3 separate regions of the Mus musculus genome follow, and all the other regions are linked to region 2. Evidence: chromatin loops called from intact Hi-C (ENCODE). Cell type or tissue: left cerebral cortex. All regions are shown on one strand. Each heading gives the region's core, and the rest is flanking DNA. Links, peaks and the distances in the headings are about the cores only.

Region 1 (5,338 bases), core at 72-5,071, 1.6 Mb before region 2:
AGCCAACAAACTTCGTTAGGAGTATAGAATTTCCCTTCCACAGTCAGTGGGACCAGGATTTTTATATATGAATATGGTTAGAGAAAGAGACTGTAGAATACATCTCTGAAAGAGAAGACAAACAGCATGAAGGAAGAGGCTCCACAACTGTACCCACAGTTCTTTAATGACTAGGATAGAAGAGTTAGCGTGTATCAGGAAGTAACAGAATCAGAGGGTATTAGGCAAAATGATTCCCAATGGAATCCATTCAGCAACCTGAATACTTCTAGCCCCAAAGTACACCACAGCCATATTTTGAAGTTTCTGACTTAAGGGCATAGGTGCTTTCTATTTAACTATGTCAGTGGGGCTGCTAAGTTTTCATTCACTATCTGCTGAATGGAGTTCCTATATCAAAAAATAAAAACAAACTAACAAACAAACAAAACCCAGGATGGTCCCAAGGAGTATGCACAACTAACGTTTTATAGGATGGTCCTATAGCACTAATCTACATAAATACAACTGAATATTACTAAAGCAAAGAGTAATAAAGAAAGAAAAATGTTACCAATTCATTCAGCTGCATGGGCTTTTTGTAGAAATGGTCTTGAGATCTGGAGATCAATAAATGAGTAAAGTAGAATTTACAGTTAGTTGGAAGGCTGGACATTAGGGCCCCAGCAGAGGTCAAGACAATGGTAAGAAAAGGATGCCATCTCTAAGCGAACAACATCATGCAATAATGACACAAAGATAAAGACAAACAAATGTGTGTTGAAGTAATCCCTGTTCAAATCAATCCTGCCTGCAAGATAGAAAAGGATGATGACATTTGAATGGGAGATCAGCATTCTGGAACCTTGAGATGATCTGGTCTCACCACAAAGTTTACAAAGAAGGGCAATGAGCGCCAGTGAGTTTCAATGTTTTCCCCAAAGTCACACAGCCATACAGGGACCAACTCCACAAGGATAACTGGTTTCCTGATTCCTAGTTCAGACACTGTTCCCACAACCATACTGCCTCCCAGATAGCCACAAGAGTAAATGAACTTTACATAGAGAACTCTCCTCATGATAAGAGCAAGAACAGAAAGACTCTGACCGAGCAAGCTGAAAGAGCAGACATAGCCATTGAGCATTTCTGTCTTTTCCACCACAGAATGGTAGACCAAAGGTCAAGGAAGCAAAAGCTATTGAACTAAACTGGTGACCATGCCCACCTCTTTAGGCAAGAAAGGGAGGCAGGTCTAGTCAACACCAAACACTAACAGTATTGCTAACTAAAACAAAAGGAAATTCTTTTTACTAGAATATTTGTAATAATCATCAATAATAATGATAATATTTTTTAAAAAACACTTGAAATTGCTTATTACAAACACACATGTGGTACAGAAATGTTTGTGTGGAGGAACATGAATAGCTACCTCCCCTGTAATGCTAGAGCTCTGTTCCCAAAGGATACCAACGGGGTTACCCCAGGATATAAGGAATTTTCTCAATTTCTCCTTTACATTTAGATTCTCCACTTCCCTGATACCAATGCCAATACTGGTCCAACAAGTTTCAGAAACAGAACACTGATGGGAAGATTATCTGAGACACTTGATGTACATGATTTTTAGCAAAAGTCTGTGATTTCTCTGTAAATTACTAATCTGAAATAGACACAATAAACTGTCCACAGCTTCAACTTCAAATGATCTGAACAAAAATAGAACGAGCCATGGACAGTGTCTGCATCCCTGTCCAATTTGATGTAAACAACATTTGTAGAAACTGGGTTTGTTAAGAAAGTTTATCCATACATCTGGATAGCAATAAAAAGCGTTTCCTAGGAAACTGTAAGATCCTGTACCATACAGCATACAGCCCAACGAAGAGAAAATTAGATTGATTCTTAAATTCAAGGTACAAATTTACACAATTTTTCTTAACTCCCGCGGTGGTGCTGTCCGAATGAAGTGGGCGTGTACCTTGGTGGTTATATCTGTCCCCCAAGTTTCCTGTTGCCATCTTGCCTGTAGAGCGCCTTGGTCCTATCTGGATTTCCTCCTCAGATGTGGTTCCCCTGAACACAGACTCCCTGTGTAATTGTGTCCTTCAGCTTTAGTTCCAGTGTGGTCAATACTGTCCTTCTGCTGCCAAGGACACCACTGTCTCATGTCTTCCCATTTCTTCCAGGACGGCTGCCAGCATGCTCAGGTTTCCATCTGGGAAGTTCTGTGCTTCCCAAAGATCCAGGATTACGCCAGTTGGGCTCGATTTGGTGGCAAAGTAATTCAAGTACCTGCAATCAAGAATGGGAAAATATGCTTAGAGGTGTGATTTACAGGTCTATTTACAGTATTATCTTCTCTGCGTTGGCACTAAACCTGTCTGTCTTGAAGCATTTCAGTCCTACCGTGGATCCTAGTGAACTCCACTTAATGATTGCTCGGTTCCTAATTAGATCAGCTCCAGACAGGACATGTGCTGTTTAACTTTGTTAACCTCAACTCTGAATAGGATAATTTAAGAGACAACGTGTCTGTGGGTTTTGTCCTAAACAGGAAATCAAGAGGCTTATGTTTTCTGTCCAGTCTGGACTCTGATGATCTTTGACAGGTCATACCACATCTCTTCCTTGGAGGTGACAGATATTTTCTACGAAGCAGAGGCTCTCAGGGTCTCTTTATAACTTAATACAAGTGCTTGTGTGAGCATGTAAATTATTCATCATGCATTACGTCTTGTTCAACTGGCGATGGATGAACAATAATTACTTTAGTGAATAGACATCATATTTAGGAGCTCTTAGCACATGAGCTAGGTAAAGTCTATCACAAATCTTGACACTGATAAATGTCATATATCCCAGGAATTCTCTTGGAATTGTTTGGAAGCTCACAGTCAGAATGAAAATATAAACAGATGTGTAGTGGGAAGAGAAAAGTGCCACTTTCTATATCATTCCTTTCAGTCCTGGAATCTCTGCTAAATGAAAACAGTAGGTCTAGAAGCCTGGACACACTCACCTGTCCAGGTTGAGTTTATGGGCCAGCATCCTCCAGTCATGGCCTCTTGTTTGAGGGGCATCCAGGCTGCTGCATAGCTTCTGCCGGATAGGGAGAGGAATGCTGAAAGCACTTGGTCCGGTGACAGTGGTGATGGTACTAGCAGGGTCCAGGAGAGGTAAGTCGATGCCAGTAGGTTCCTGTAGGAACGACACAACTTTCTTTTCAGAAGGCAAGTGTAATCGCTGTTGATTCAGTCAGCATAATACTTGACTCTCAGTTGGATATTCTCTGTATCCAACTTGAGATGGATACAAAGAGTACAGGTTCTCTTCTCTTCAAGAAGGACAGTCTCTTCCTGGCCTGGAAGTAGTGGGTTAGTAGAGGTAGAGGGAGATAGTTTTGTATAGCCCATGTTCAGAGTTCCTAGGTCAGGACTGGGCAGGGCAGAAAGCTCTAGTAAGATTCCACAATGGCTTCCCTAATGAGACACTCCAAGATCGCAGTTCTCAACCTGTGGATCATGACCACTGGAAAACATAAACTCCTACTGGCCTCAGGAACTGAGAGACTTCTCAGTATCAAAATTACAGATATGAAAGTAACAACATAAATAAATTTATGGTTGGGAATTCCTAAGATCACCAGAAATACGTGTTTTTCCCATGGTCTCAGCCCACAGACTGAGAATGGTTGCTTTGGGAATGGAGAAGAGAGGGAATGTCTATGTTCTCAAAGGTTTAGATGTTGGAAATGCTCAAAAGGGAACTTCTTCCTGAAGGAATAAATACATCTGAGAGAAATAAGATCTTCTAGAAGCCATCTAACTGTAAAGGCATCCTCTCTGTGAACACATAGGAGACCTCAGCTAGCCCTGTGAAGGTAGTTCCCTCCATCTCTTGCTTGATAAAATGGGGCGATGCTAAGATAGATCAAATTAAGGCAAACTTAAAAAAAAGTAGTAAACACAGAGTATTGCCTTAGGGCAAGCCACTAATGGTATCCTCTAATTGCTGAACCTCCTTGCTTATTTTTTTTTAATCCGATTTTAGTAGAGAAAACTATAAATTGGCTCTTAAAATAGTTTCAGCTCATAAAGCAGCACAAATGCAAAAATCTAAATTTCATCTGCAAGAGAAACTCTAATCATTTTCTGATCACTTCTGCTGGTCTGAAAGCAAGAGGAAACGTTGCCTGGGAACCATTAAAGCAATAACAAGAAATCTTCTCGATCTGCTTTGAATGTCACCTCTTTTTTAAGGCAGGTAACGCCTTGGGGTGCTGGAGGAGACACTAGGCACAGAGCCCAGGTCATCCTGAAGTCTGTGATGTCCTTCTAAATGCTGAGCTTAGGGGGTTATTGCCCCTGCTGTTAGAGCCCTCATGTCCTGCCCTGATTCTGAGGTCTCTGCAGACTTGGGATTGCAGGAGCTTTGAGGGGCAGGTGGGGTGTCTCAGCTGGCTGGCTCCCAAATGTGACCCACAGGGTGGTCTGCGTTTTGGGGATCAGTGGCCAATGGTGATTTTCAACTTCTATCATCCCTCTGGATGAGACCCATTGAGGAGCTGGGGGACATGTGAGAGAAAATTGTTTTTCTGGAGTTTGTTTGTTTGTTTATTGTTATTGTTTTTGAAAGTAAAGAATATATATACAATAGTCTTGGCTTTGATCAAAGTATCAGGGCTCAGAAGCAATAGCTTGGCAAAGAGATGGTGCTGGCTCTTGTATCTTAGCTCTGGTTCCATGGCTAGACTGTGGGCTGCCGCTCGGAAGCATCCAGCAGGATTAGGGAGCTCCGATTAGACTCAGAACCTGCAGTTCTTTCCCCTCAGGCACAGAGCTCTGCCAAAAAGCAAGAGTCCATAACCTCCAGGGTCACAGGGCTTCAAAAGCCCAAGCAGTGATTCATTTAGGGACTCACATCAATGCTTCCTAGTGGACTATGTTGGCAATGTTAGGACTCAAGAGTTGCAGTGCTTATATTGGGCACAGCAATATTCATGACTGCATTGTTGTGGGGGAGCAGTAAAGTTCTACACTATCACTAACAGTTTAGTGACTTCACCCAGGTTCAAGTTCTCTTACTCCTTATTGTGACTATTCCTTAAGTCCAGAAGGAAAACTTACCATCCCCTCACGTATCTCCCCACCTTGATTGTCCTTGGATGGGAGTGGAGGTCAAAGTCTGCAGAGGGAGGAACTGCCTCCTGAAGCATGGACTCTCATCCCCAAAGAGTTTCCTTATCATGGTTGGCCACAGTATCTTCCTGCTGCTTGCCTGTTCTCCCTCCTACACTCCTGCCAGCCTGTCTTCCCACATGGCTCACCTTGCGCATCACTCTTCCCTGACTCTC
Region 2 (5,338 bases), core at 122-5,121:
GCACCACAAAGGACTCCCAAACACTAGGAGAGACTCTGAACAAATCTAGTTCACTTCCTAGGGTTTTTTTTTTCCTACTTCTTTACAAACTGCTCTGTTTTAAAATTGGCTGGCATCTAGACAATTCTCTCTCTGGGACAGACAGTGCTTTGATTCATCTAATCACGATGAACAAAACACTTCAGAGGAACAACAGGTAAAAACTGATCAAAGGCTATCACAGAACGGCTCATTCCCTGTAAGAGCTCAAGCAACAACCTAATATTGCCTTGTGCAGCCTTCAGATCTCTGCTTGAAGAGGGAGCATTTCAATTCTGTGGGTTAATCCGGCACTCTCTGTAACAGCTGCTTGATGATAATGATCAGGGAGAATGGGAAGGAGCAGAACAAAAGTGGAGGGAAAAGCAGTTCTCTAAGCACCTTCCATTTTTCTTGCATAAGGCTTGGCTTTCTAGACACCCACTAATGCATGGGGTTATGTCCATGCAAATTTCCCCTTTGCCTCTTTTCTTTTTAAACCATTTCTCCTTAATCCAGCAAGGAGGAATACATATATAAAAAGGGCAAGCCATCTGGGCTTCTACACTAAGGAATCTTAGACATGGAATTTGCATATGGTATTTACCCTCCCCTACTAAAAACATATACATGACTTGGGGTGGGGGGGAGTTTGTGATTAGATTTGAAATATCTTGTGTTAAGTGTTCACAATGTTTGTATCCTCTGTTCCCACAAAAATAAAAAGATCATGAAATGCCAAGATAATTCGCAGGGGAAAATGACGACTTTGTCCCACACTGCAGATTCCTCTAAACCTTCATTTTTGTTTCTATAGATTTCATTGTCTTCTTCGGCCTGTGATATTTTCTCAAGTATTTATTCGTGTGATATTGGCACTCTGTTGTACTGAAGAGTTCCTGGAGTTTGTCACAATGATTTAGATTGGGACTTTTGTCTCCAGCTGTCAGATTCCCCGTGCACACTCCTCCCACCCCGCCCCCGAAACTTCTGTAAACTCTCTAGTATTTTCTTGCTTTGCCTCCCATCCCCCTTCGTTCCTGATTAGCACATGGTTTCTGGTGGACAGTGAGCATATAAGTTAGCCACATCGAAGTGTGTGGGACAGCAAAGGAAAGCTGGAGTTATCAGCACAAGGGAAGATTCAAAAAAGTTTATTACAATAGAGAAAAATAATACTTGAGATGAGGGATAAGGAACACTAGAAAGATTTGTCTAAGTAAATTATCATTTGGGAAGTTATAAAAGCTAAAATTCATGAGCTGCTCACACAGGGTGCCACACCTATCCTCTCAGAAATAGGTCCATGAGTTTGAGATCAGCCTAGGTTGTCTAGTAAGTTTCAGAACAGCCTGGACTAGAGAGTAAAACAGTGTTCCCAAATACATACATACATACATACATACATACATACATACATACATACATGCATGCATACATACATAAGTACATTCATACATACATACATACATGCATACATACATACATGCATACAAAATAAAGATTACAAAGATACATTTCAGTAGGTGAACAGGAACAGGTCTTGGGTGTCAGATTAGGTGGTTAGATTCGTTTCAGTGATTGATCATAGATTATAAGTGAACATTTTAGCATGAAGGGTCTATATATCAGTCACCTGTTCATCACTGTGTCAAACAAGTCAAAGAAAATCAAAGTAGTAGGATTCTTTCACTTTAATATCATGCCTATATGTGAGGGTTTGTGCATATGTATATGCACTGCTTAAATGTTTGGGACCAACAGAGGCCAAGAAAAGGCATTGACATCCTTGGGGCTGAAATTTAAGGAGTATGTAAGCCCTTGCCACCCCACCCCTAGAGTTAAGTGCAAGTAACCTAAATCCAGTTCCTCTGCAAGAACAGTCCCATGGAAAATGATTTTTGCTTATGCTTTCTACAGATCTGCAGTACAGCGAGGTCTATGGAGGAATAGAAAAGCATGACAGTAAAATAGGTGGAAGAGGAAGCTGCTTGCATCTTAGGGCCACAAAGCACAGTGAAAACGGGGCGGGGGGGGCAGGAAGGGAGAGAGGAAAGAGGAGAGGAGAGAGATGGGAGAGGTGGGGGGAAAAGGGGGCAGGGAGTGTGTGAGTGACAGTGGGTGGGGGGGAAGGGAGGAAGGGAGAGAAGAAAAGAGGGGGGAGAGGGTGTAGGGAGGGAGGAAGGGAGGGAGTGGGAGAGAGAGGGAGTCAGAGAGAAAGACAGAGAGGGAGGGGAGGGAGGGGAAAAGAGGGGGAAAGAGGGAACAAGGAGGGAGAGAGAGAGAGAGAGAGGTCCACCACCTTACAAAAGCGACTAGAGGTAGAGACAAAGCTTTCAGTTACTTTTTATTGGAAACCCCAAATATAAATTTAGCAAAATATGAAATAAAATAAAATAAAATAAAATAAAATATGAAACATGTTAAAGAGTAAATTCAGGAATATATTTGTATTTGTATTATCATGCCATATGTATGAACTTACCTTGAAATGTTTCAATTGGGTATAGTGTTGTGTTGGTGGTTGTGTTGTGTCTGCACCTGTGTATATGTGTGTGTCTAATTTGGAACAAGGTTTAAAGATGTATACCTATCATCTAGGAACTGAGAAGGCTGGGGCAGGAGAATCATGGCTTTGAAGTTTGGGGTTCACTTCAATCATCTTAATTAAGAATTAATTAAGAAATAGACTCCGGTTTTGCTTAATACCTAAACTACAAAATCCAGAGTTCATATTTCCCAATGATCTTCAGCGCCATCTGTCTTCGGAAGTTTGTAAATTAGTACAATAAATAGTATAGAAAATGAATCTGTGTACTGGCTGTTTTTGTGTGTCAACTTGACACAAGCTGGAGTTGTCACAAAGAAAGGAGCCTCCCTTGAAGAAATGTCTCCGTGAGATCCAGCTGCAAGGCATTTTCTCAATTAGTTATCAAGGGAGGAGGGCCTAACCCATTGTGGATGGTACATCCCTGGGCTGATACTCTTGGGTGCTATAAGAAAGCAAGTTGAGTAAGCCAGTGGAAACAAGACAGTAGGCAGCATTCTTGCACTGCTTCTGCATCCCCCCATGCCTCTCCTCCTATTGATGTCCAACAAGGACATCCTCTGCTACATATTTGGCTGAAACCATGGGTCGTTTCATGTGTACTCCATGTGTACTCTTTGGTTGGTGGTTTACTCCCCGGGAGCTCTGGGGGGTCTGGTTGGTTGATGTTGTTCTTCCTAGGTGGTTGCAAACCCCTTCAGCTTCTTCAGTCTTTTCTCTGATGATTGGCTGTGAGCATCTACCTCTGTATTTGTCAGGCTCTGGCAGAGCCTTTTAGGAAACAGCTATATCAGGCTCTTTTCAACAAGCACTTCTTGGCATCTACAACAGTGTCTGGATTTGGTAACTGTATATGGGATGGATCCCTAGGTGGGGCAGGCTCTGGATGGCCTTTCCTCAGTTTCTGCTCCACACTTTGTCTCTTTATTTTACCAATTAAAAAGTAAACCTAGGGCTAGGGAGCTAGATGGCTCAGTAGTGAAAATAACTTGCCATTTCCTCAGATGATCTGAGTTTAGTTCTTGGCACTTATCTCCAATTGTTCACAATTGCTGTAACTCCCACTCTAGGGGTCTGACACTCTCTTCTGGCTGCTAAGAGCACCCACACATATGTCAAACATACATACACACTACTATTAATTAATATACATTATATATAGTAAAATATATAATATATGATGCAAAATATATAATCAATATATTACATATGATATGATTATATAATGTATAATGTGTAATGTATAATGTATACTATATAATATATAATTTAATACATAATGCATAATATATAATGTGATATGTAATATATAATATAATGCATGTTACATAATGTGTAATGTGTAACATGTACCATATAACATATACTGCATAACATATAATATGTAATATATAATATATGATATATGTATATGGTTGAATCCTTAAACAACAACGATATAAAGAAAACCAAAACAACATTGGCTGGCAGAGGATGCAGCTGGCAGAAGATATTAGAATAATATTAAAAAGATATCAATAATGTATATTTGAGGTAGTAGCAATTTGGGCTGGTAAATAAATGTGATAATATAAAAATCTCTGTAGATATTAAACAAAAGCTTTTTTGTTTCCCCAGATGTGGTGCCCCATGCTTGGAGCCCTAGTGGTTGGTAGTTAGAGACAGGAAGATCAGGGGTTCAGGGTTATATTCATCTACACAATGAGTTTGAAGACAGCTGGGTTTACATAACTTCTGCACTTCAAATAAACAAAAAGGAAAACAGAACAAAAACAAATTATTTCTTTCATATATAATCAAACTTTCCAATTTAAATTTAATAAAAGACTATCAGAATAGCTCTATTCAAAGAAGGCAAAAAATTCATTTGAAGTTATTTCTTTATAATTTTGATTGAAACAATAATTGCTTGGAAATATAGTGATGTTTGCCTTTAATCTCAGCATTTAGGATGCAGAGGCAGGTAGATATCTTTAGTTTAAGGCCAGCCTGTTGTACAAAGTGAGTTCTGGGACAGCCAAAGGTAATTAATATTTTGAATAAACAAAACATGAAATATTAGAAAGTACAAGTTAAAATAGTATCAGTTTCTCTCCTAGGATCTCTCATCTTTCTAGCCAAAGTTCTTGGAATGATAATTATTCTGTGAAATGGACACTGTTAAACTAACCAATAATGACATTTGATTATGTTTATAGAAAAATTATTTCTGAAATTTCACAAGAGTAGTTCTATTTGTAGTAGATGATAATAAACAACTCACTCCCAGTACCAACTTCTGTATCAGTCAGGGTTTTACTGCTGTGAACAGACAACATGACCAAGGCAAGTCTTATAAGAAACAACATTTAATTGGGGTTGGCTTACAGGTTCAGAGGTTCAGTCCATTATCATCAAGGTGGAAGCATGACAACATCCAGGCAAGCATGGTGCAGGCAGAGCTGAGAGTTCTACATCTTCATCCAAAGGCTGCTAGTAGAAGAATGGCTTCCAGGCACCTAGGGTGAAAGTATTAAGCCCAAACCCACAGTGACACACCTACTCCAACAAGGTCACACCTATTCCAATAAGGCCATACCTCCAAATGGTACCACTCCCTGGTCCAAGAATATACAAAACATCACAGAACCTCAATTGGCCCAAACACAAAGAATGAAGTGCTGCAGAATTCTTGGACATAAATGGAATATATATACTGCAACCCCTTATGTGAAAGGCTAAGATTAGATGCTAAAAAGGGGACTCAATGACTGTAAGTTCCAGGAGTAGTAG
Region 3 (5,338 bases), core at 72-5,071, 1.3 Mb before region 2:
AGGAGTGGGGCGAGCGGGGGTCCTGGGTGGCGCTCGCAGAGGAGGCGTGGAGGGCGCGGCCCCACTCCGCGCGGGGGGAAGCGGCGGCGGGAGCGCGCTCGCCCGCCTTATGTAAGCGAGGATGGAGCGAAATCCACGCCTCGCGCGGAAGGTGGAGTCCACTGGGTTCACTTGCTCACTTGCTCACTCGCTCCGGCGCTGACAAGGGACACCTGGGGGCAGAGGCAACTGCGGCCAGGGGCAGCACAGTCTCCCCGCCTGGCGCCAGACTCCTGCTCCGCAAGCGCTGCGGGCACGCCTCAGGCCACTTGGCGGTGTCCAGCGGAGCTCAGCCCACCGCCTGGCAGTGTCCCTGAGCCGGCCAAGCCTAAGCCAGATGCCCCAGGACTGCTCTCGCTCTAGGATTTAGGGAGTTGCGCTTGATTGAGCCGGAGGCGGGCTGGAACTTGTTCGCATAGATGGGAAAGAAGGCAAGAAGCATTTGTAGTGGCTCAGCCCACTATCTTTGGGTTGTCAGCGCCAGTCAGGCTGTTTTATGCTCTGCGAGCCGGTGACCTATTTGTGGTGGAACAAAAACTGGAAATCAATGGAAACTCCCTCGGTACTGATTTTTTTTTTTTTTTTTTTTTGCTTGTTCATCTTGGTGGCTGCTGAGATTGAACATTTAAAGAGTGCCGCGGCAAAACCAAGAGAACCCCCCCCCCCCCAAAAAAAAAAAAAAAAGAACAAAATTTGCAGATGCTCAACTTGATGTTGGAACCTATAACTTAGTCTCCAAATTCTTAAGAGCGAGGAGAGAGGACTAAATCTGCTTCAGTACAGAAAGACATTTTGGGGAGTAGTTAGGTTGTGAATTCGTGATAAAAGGATGAAGGAGGAGTGTGAGGAGGAGTGGGTAAAACAAGCCCAGCCTAGACAAAAGGAAGGCGAATGTCTGAACACACCAGCTAAGCTCCACAAGATAGTGTGAAAAATCCCCGATGTTTGTGCATTTAAAATGAATAATTTTATCACGTAAAGGTTCAGTTTCAAGTGCAAAAGGAGCCATATGTAAATACACAGAAGAGTTTAGAAAGTGTGGGGCGGGTGGAGAAAATGGCTGATTTCAAGTCTAATTTGAGCTGTGGTCAGAACTGTCCGGGTGAGCAGGTCAGGTAACTTTTGCATGTCATGATTCTTTTTTTTTTTTTTTACCTCTCTTCGAAATATTCTAATTCTAATGCCTTGTGATTCTGCCTGCCAAGCACCATTGAAACCTCTACCCGTTATGTATGCCTTGGATGGATTTCATAGACTTGGGAAGGTCACTCTTGGGAGAGACATTGACAGAATTAGCTTCTTTTTATTTCCATGGAGACTTTGCCTGCCACTTTAAAATCGCTTAATTTTCTTCAACCTCCCCACATGGGCACATCAGGAAATGTGGGTAGTCAGGTGCTGATGCCAGATGGGCGGATCAATCCACAGTGATTTACTAGCTGGATGGCATGGCTCAAAAGGCCAGGTGTCTCCACTTCCTGATCTGTAAAGTGGGTTTATTAGAAGCAATGAGATATAAGGTTTCCTGAGGTTAGAAAGTATTAACTATAGGTAAAATGCCCGGCATTGTCATTGATGACTGTTGTTCTGATCTAGAAGACACTCAGCCTTTTTTGCTACCTCAGTTCAACAGTACCTTCCTCAGTTAAGTTCAAGAATTTGTTTATATCTATGTTCTCAAAATTGTAGTCATTAACTCTTACACACATCCAAGTGTGACTTCTGTGAAATGGCAATTTCTAACGTTTATGTTACTTGTCCTCAGAATGTAAATGGTTTTATGAAGACAATGGCTACCATGGGGGGATGGTGCTAATAACCTGTCAATATCATGAAGAGACTATGGTTAAATCTAGTGGTTTTCTCTATAATTTTCCCAAAAGAAGAATAAGAGCTTGAAGTCTGTCAGAGAAATCTCTGTGCAGAGTTAGTGTTATGTAAACAAGACTGCAAAGTTGTGAAGTGTTAGGTGTGGTGGGCTATGCTTGTCACCCCAGAACTCAGGAGGCAGAAGCAGGAGAATCACTGTAAGTTTAAAGCCAGCTTGGGGACTCCAAAATGGTCAGGGCTATGAAGAGAGAACCTGTCTCAAACAACAACAACCATAAAGTTGTAGAATTGGGCAGTTATTAGTTATACCCGTCTTTTGGCTGTTTTTCCTAATTAGGATTTAACTCATTTAAAGCAGACACCCTGCCTTGCAGATCTTTCCAACCCACACTGTTAACACAAAACCTTATCCGTGCTTGGTATTCAGTCAGGATTGGTTGGCTGGTTGACAAAAAGGTTCACCTGGGAGGAATCTTCAACGTCTAGGACAGATGAGGAAGGTTAAAATGATCACATCGTCTTGCTTGGATCTTTGAAGCCCTCAGCAGTCGATACCGCATGAAATTAGTGCCTTAAAAGCACCAGTCAGCGATAAGGCAAAGGAAAGTAGTTCAATGCTGAGATTCAGCCTAAAGAGGGCAGGAGCATGGTTTGAGAAAGATGTGTGGCTATGAAGAGGAAAGAAGAGAGTATAGGGGCAGGGGCCCTAAAAGCACCTGTGAGCAGCGCAGCTCCAGCAATGCCTCTGGCAGCTACACACTGCCTTTGTATCAGCATTGTGTCTAGTGTCACTGACTGTCACAGTTTCATCTCCATGAAAACAATAACGCAGTGTTTTTGAGGCTGCTTAGTACAGTTTGCTCAGACGCAGAGATCTGGGCACATACATCTCTGTCTAGAGAGGACTCTGACTAATTCCCGGGACCCTCCATTCCTTTCACCTGCTTGGATTTCCCAACGAGTGCTCACTTTACATATCTGCCCACTTATCTGAGTGCTTATTTTATACATCTACATGCGTATGTGCACTCACAAATAAGTGCTTGCCAATAGAATGTATGCATCTCAAGGAGAGGGCATTTTCCCTATCGTGCTTAGCACTCTCTGCCCAAACTATAGAGCACAGCCTAGCACATAGTAAGTATTCTTTGGGTATTGAATAAGGAATATGAAGCAGTGGATTTGAAAACTGAGCCAAGACCTGAATAGCACCCTGTGCAATTTCAAATGATGTGTAGGCTTTTCTAACTGTTGAATAAAAATCAAGTGTGAATAAATCTGAACCCAAAGTGTATCTGAATGTGACCTTTCAGGCTTAAAATAACGCAGGTGTTTAAGGAACCAACATGAAAAGCATCTCACTTTTGGAAAAATAAAAAGCTTCGTTTCAATCCATACACCAGGGCTGCCTATTTCTTGGCTCCGGTAAGTGGAGAATTAACTGTGGGATAATAAATCCCAGTGACAGGTGCTAATGGGAATTAAGCATGCAAATCCCCTGCATATCCCTCCAGAAATCTACACCAAGAAAAGTATGCTATTTAGCATGTGGGCTTCTCAGTAATAATAGTATTTACTCTAAACCACTATGGAAAAAGTTTCCAGTGCAAGGCTTAAATAAAATGAACTGAGCATCTATTTTCAACACAGAAATATTTCCTCTCATTTTTATCTCTGTCCTTATGTTTGGTTATTCACATTTTTTTTTATATCTTAATGGATATCTAAAAACAATTCTCTGTAGTGAGGATATTATTAACTAGCTGCATAGAAGCAGGATTTTACCAAATGTGTAGGATGACAGGAAAACTCTGAGTAGGATGGGGGATGGGTGTGGAGACCTCGGCTATAACATGACTGGTAGAACTCACGCAAGGGAGGCCAGATGGTCCAGAATCAGCTGGTTCAATCACAGTTCTCTCCCTCATCCCAGAGAAAGAGACTTAGTCTCTCATAAACATGCACTCTCTGAAACTTTGCACTTCCTGTTACCTATATTAAAAAAAAAAGACTATTAGCAAAGGAAAACAACCTGACTTAAACAACCTTTAATAAGAAGTGATAATTCATCACTCTACCTAACAGAATAGTCCTGGGCGGAGATAAACGCTGTGTTGCTAATAGCTAACATTTATGAACTGATTGCTATGTGGATACTAAGTGAGGATACTAAGTTCTTTGTGGACTATCTTGCTTAGCTCACACACTGGATATTGAATTGAAGTACCACTATTGTCTTACTTCATTAATACTGCTGTAACAAAATACTGAAAATGGTTATATATAAAATACACAAATGCATCTCCTCATAATTGTGAAGATAGTTGGACAATCTAAGACGGAGGTGTGGGCAATGGAGGGTTCCTTCTTGCCAAGTCATCTAATGAACTGGTTAAAAAAAAAAACAAAAAACAAAACAAAAAAAAAACAAGATGGTTTGATAGAGCAAGTGTAGATGGGCCATTCATCCATTCACACACACACACACACACACACACACACACACATCTACTCCCATGATAACTTAATGAATTTATGAGGATAGTGTACCAAGACTCAGTTACCTCTTAGAAGACACCCATGACTCAATTCTATTGCAGTGTGGAGGGAACACAGCTCCAACACATGAATTTTGAGGGTCATATAGAAACCTATGATATATTATTTTTACTCAGAAGAAAACAGCCTGTCCAAGAAGCACAGTTGATATTTCTTAGTGCCAGAATGATTTCCGCAGTCATGTTTTACACCTAAAAACTTACTTATGTTTTGGCTTCATAAAGAGACTTGTGGTTGTACTGCAAGCCTTGGAAGCTCTGACTTACAGTGTTTTTACCATTATCAATATTAGCATAAAACATAACCCTATTCTCATGTGGCCAACAAAATCCAGAAAGTAGTCCCTTGACCAAACTTGGGCCATGACCACTTGGTTTTGACCAGTCCTTCAATCACTCTGACCAAAGGATTAAACTTATATTGAACTGTGTGCCTTGTGTTAAGTACTCATTTTGGTAGCTAGAAACATGGACTGAAATTGGGGAGAGGGCTTTCCTTGAAGCAATCTCAATGAAGTAAAGAAAGATTAATACAAAACATTGGAGGAATTCCCACCAACATGGCGGAACTCTGCTTTGTACTTTGTGTTACATAATTGGTCCTCAGGCAGAGTTTTATCCCATAGCTTAACACTGTACCCAAAGTCGCATTGCTTTAGAAGCGAACAACACTGGCCCCTTATACATTGCTTTCTCCTCTACCATAGGAGAAAGAATTGAGTGCAAATTCAATTCAATTTAGAATACCACCACATTGCCCTATTATAGTGAAGCTCCAGTCTAAGACTCCTGAAGAATACTATGGGTAATAGTAACTATGCAGTAACTAATGATAAACTAATAGACAATCTAGAGGGAAAAACAATTCTAAATAAATATAGCATGTGGGGCTATAGGGTCTCAGGAAACAT

Evidence for each region. A loop is a pair of places that touch in the nucleus more often than their neighbours do. Peaks named below come from ENCODE experiments on the same cell type or tissue, not always from the same donor. Only the 100,000 strongest peaks of a DNase experiment are listed, where the experiment ranks them.
Region 1: it touches region 2 in a loop (5-fold over the local background); 3 of 42 quality-filtered maps call a loop at or near these places.
Region 3: a loop joins it to region 2, with 5 times the contacts of the local background. A loop is called at or near these places in 2 of 42 quality-filtered maps.

The regions. Positions count from the first base shown.
Region 1 is chr3:141,825,346-141,830,683 of GRCm38, reverse strand. It overlaps Unc5c (unc-5 netrin receptor C), which reads right to left. Exons shown (of 16, transcript NM_009472.4): 15 at 3,005-3,183; 16 at 1-2,277. The coding sequence ends at 2,112. Among named protein-coding and RNA genes, the nearest start is that of Gm15689, 140 kb to the right of the region's middle. In left cerebral cortex, for the core only: no CTCF peak of the experiment used is centred there; a DNase peak (open chromatin) is centred at 2,171.
Region 2 is chr3:140,180,332-140,185,669 of GRCm38, reverse strand. No RefSeq gene overlaps it. Among named protein-coding and RNA genes, the nearest start is that of Mir7j, 150 kb to the right of the region's middle. In left cerebral cortex, for the core only: a CTCF peak has its summit at 2,780; a DNase peak (open chromatin) is centred at 2,811.
Region 3 is chr3:141,459,869-141,465,206 of GRCm38, reverse strand. No RefSeq gene overlaps it. Among named protein-coding and RNA genes, the nearest start is that of Unc5c, 3.0 kb to the left of the region's middle. In left cerebral cortex, for the core only: CTCF peaks have their summits at 322 and 2,507; DNase peaks (open chromatin) are centred at 374, 935, 1,415, 2,597 and 1 more place; H3K4me3 peaks cover 2,056 bases; H3K27ac peaks cover 2,678 bases.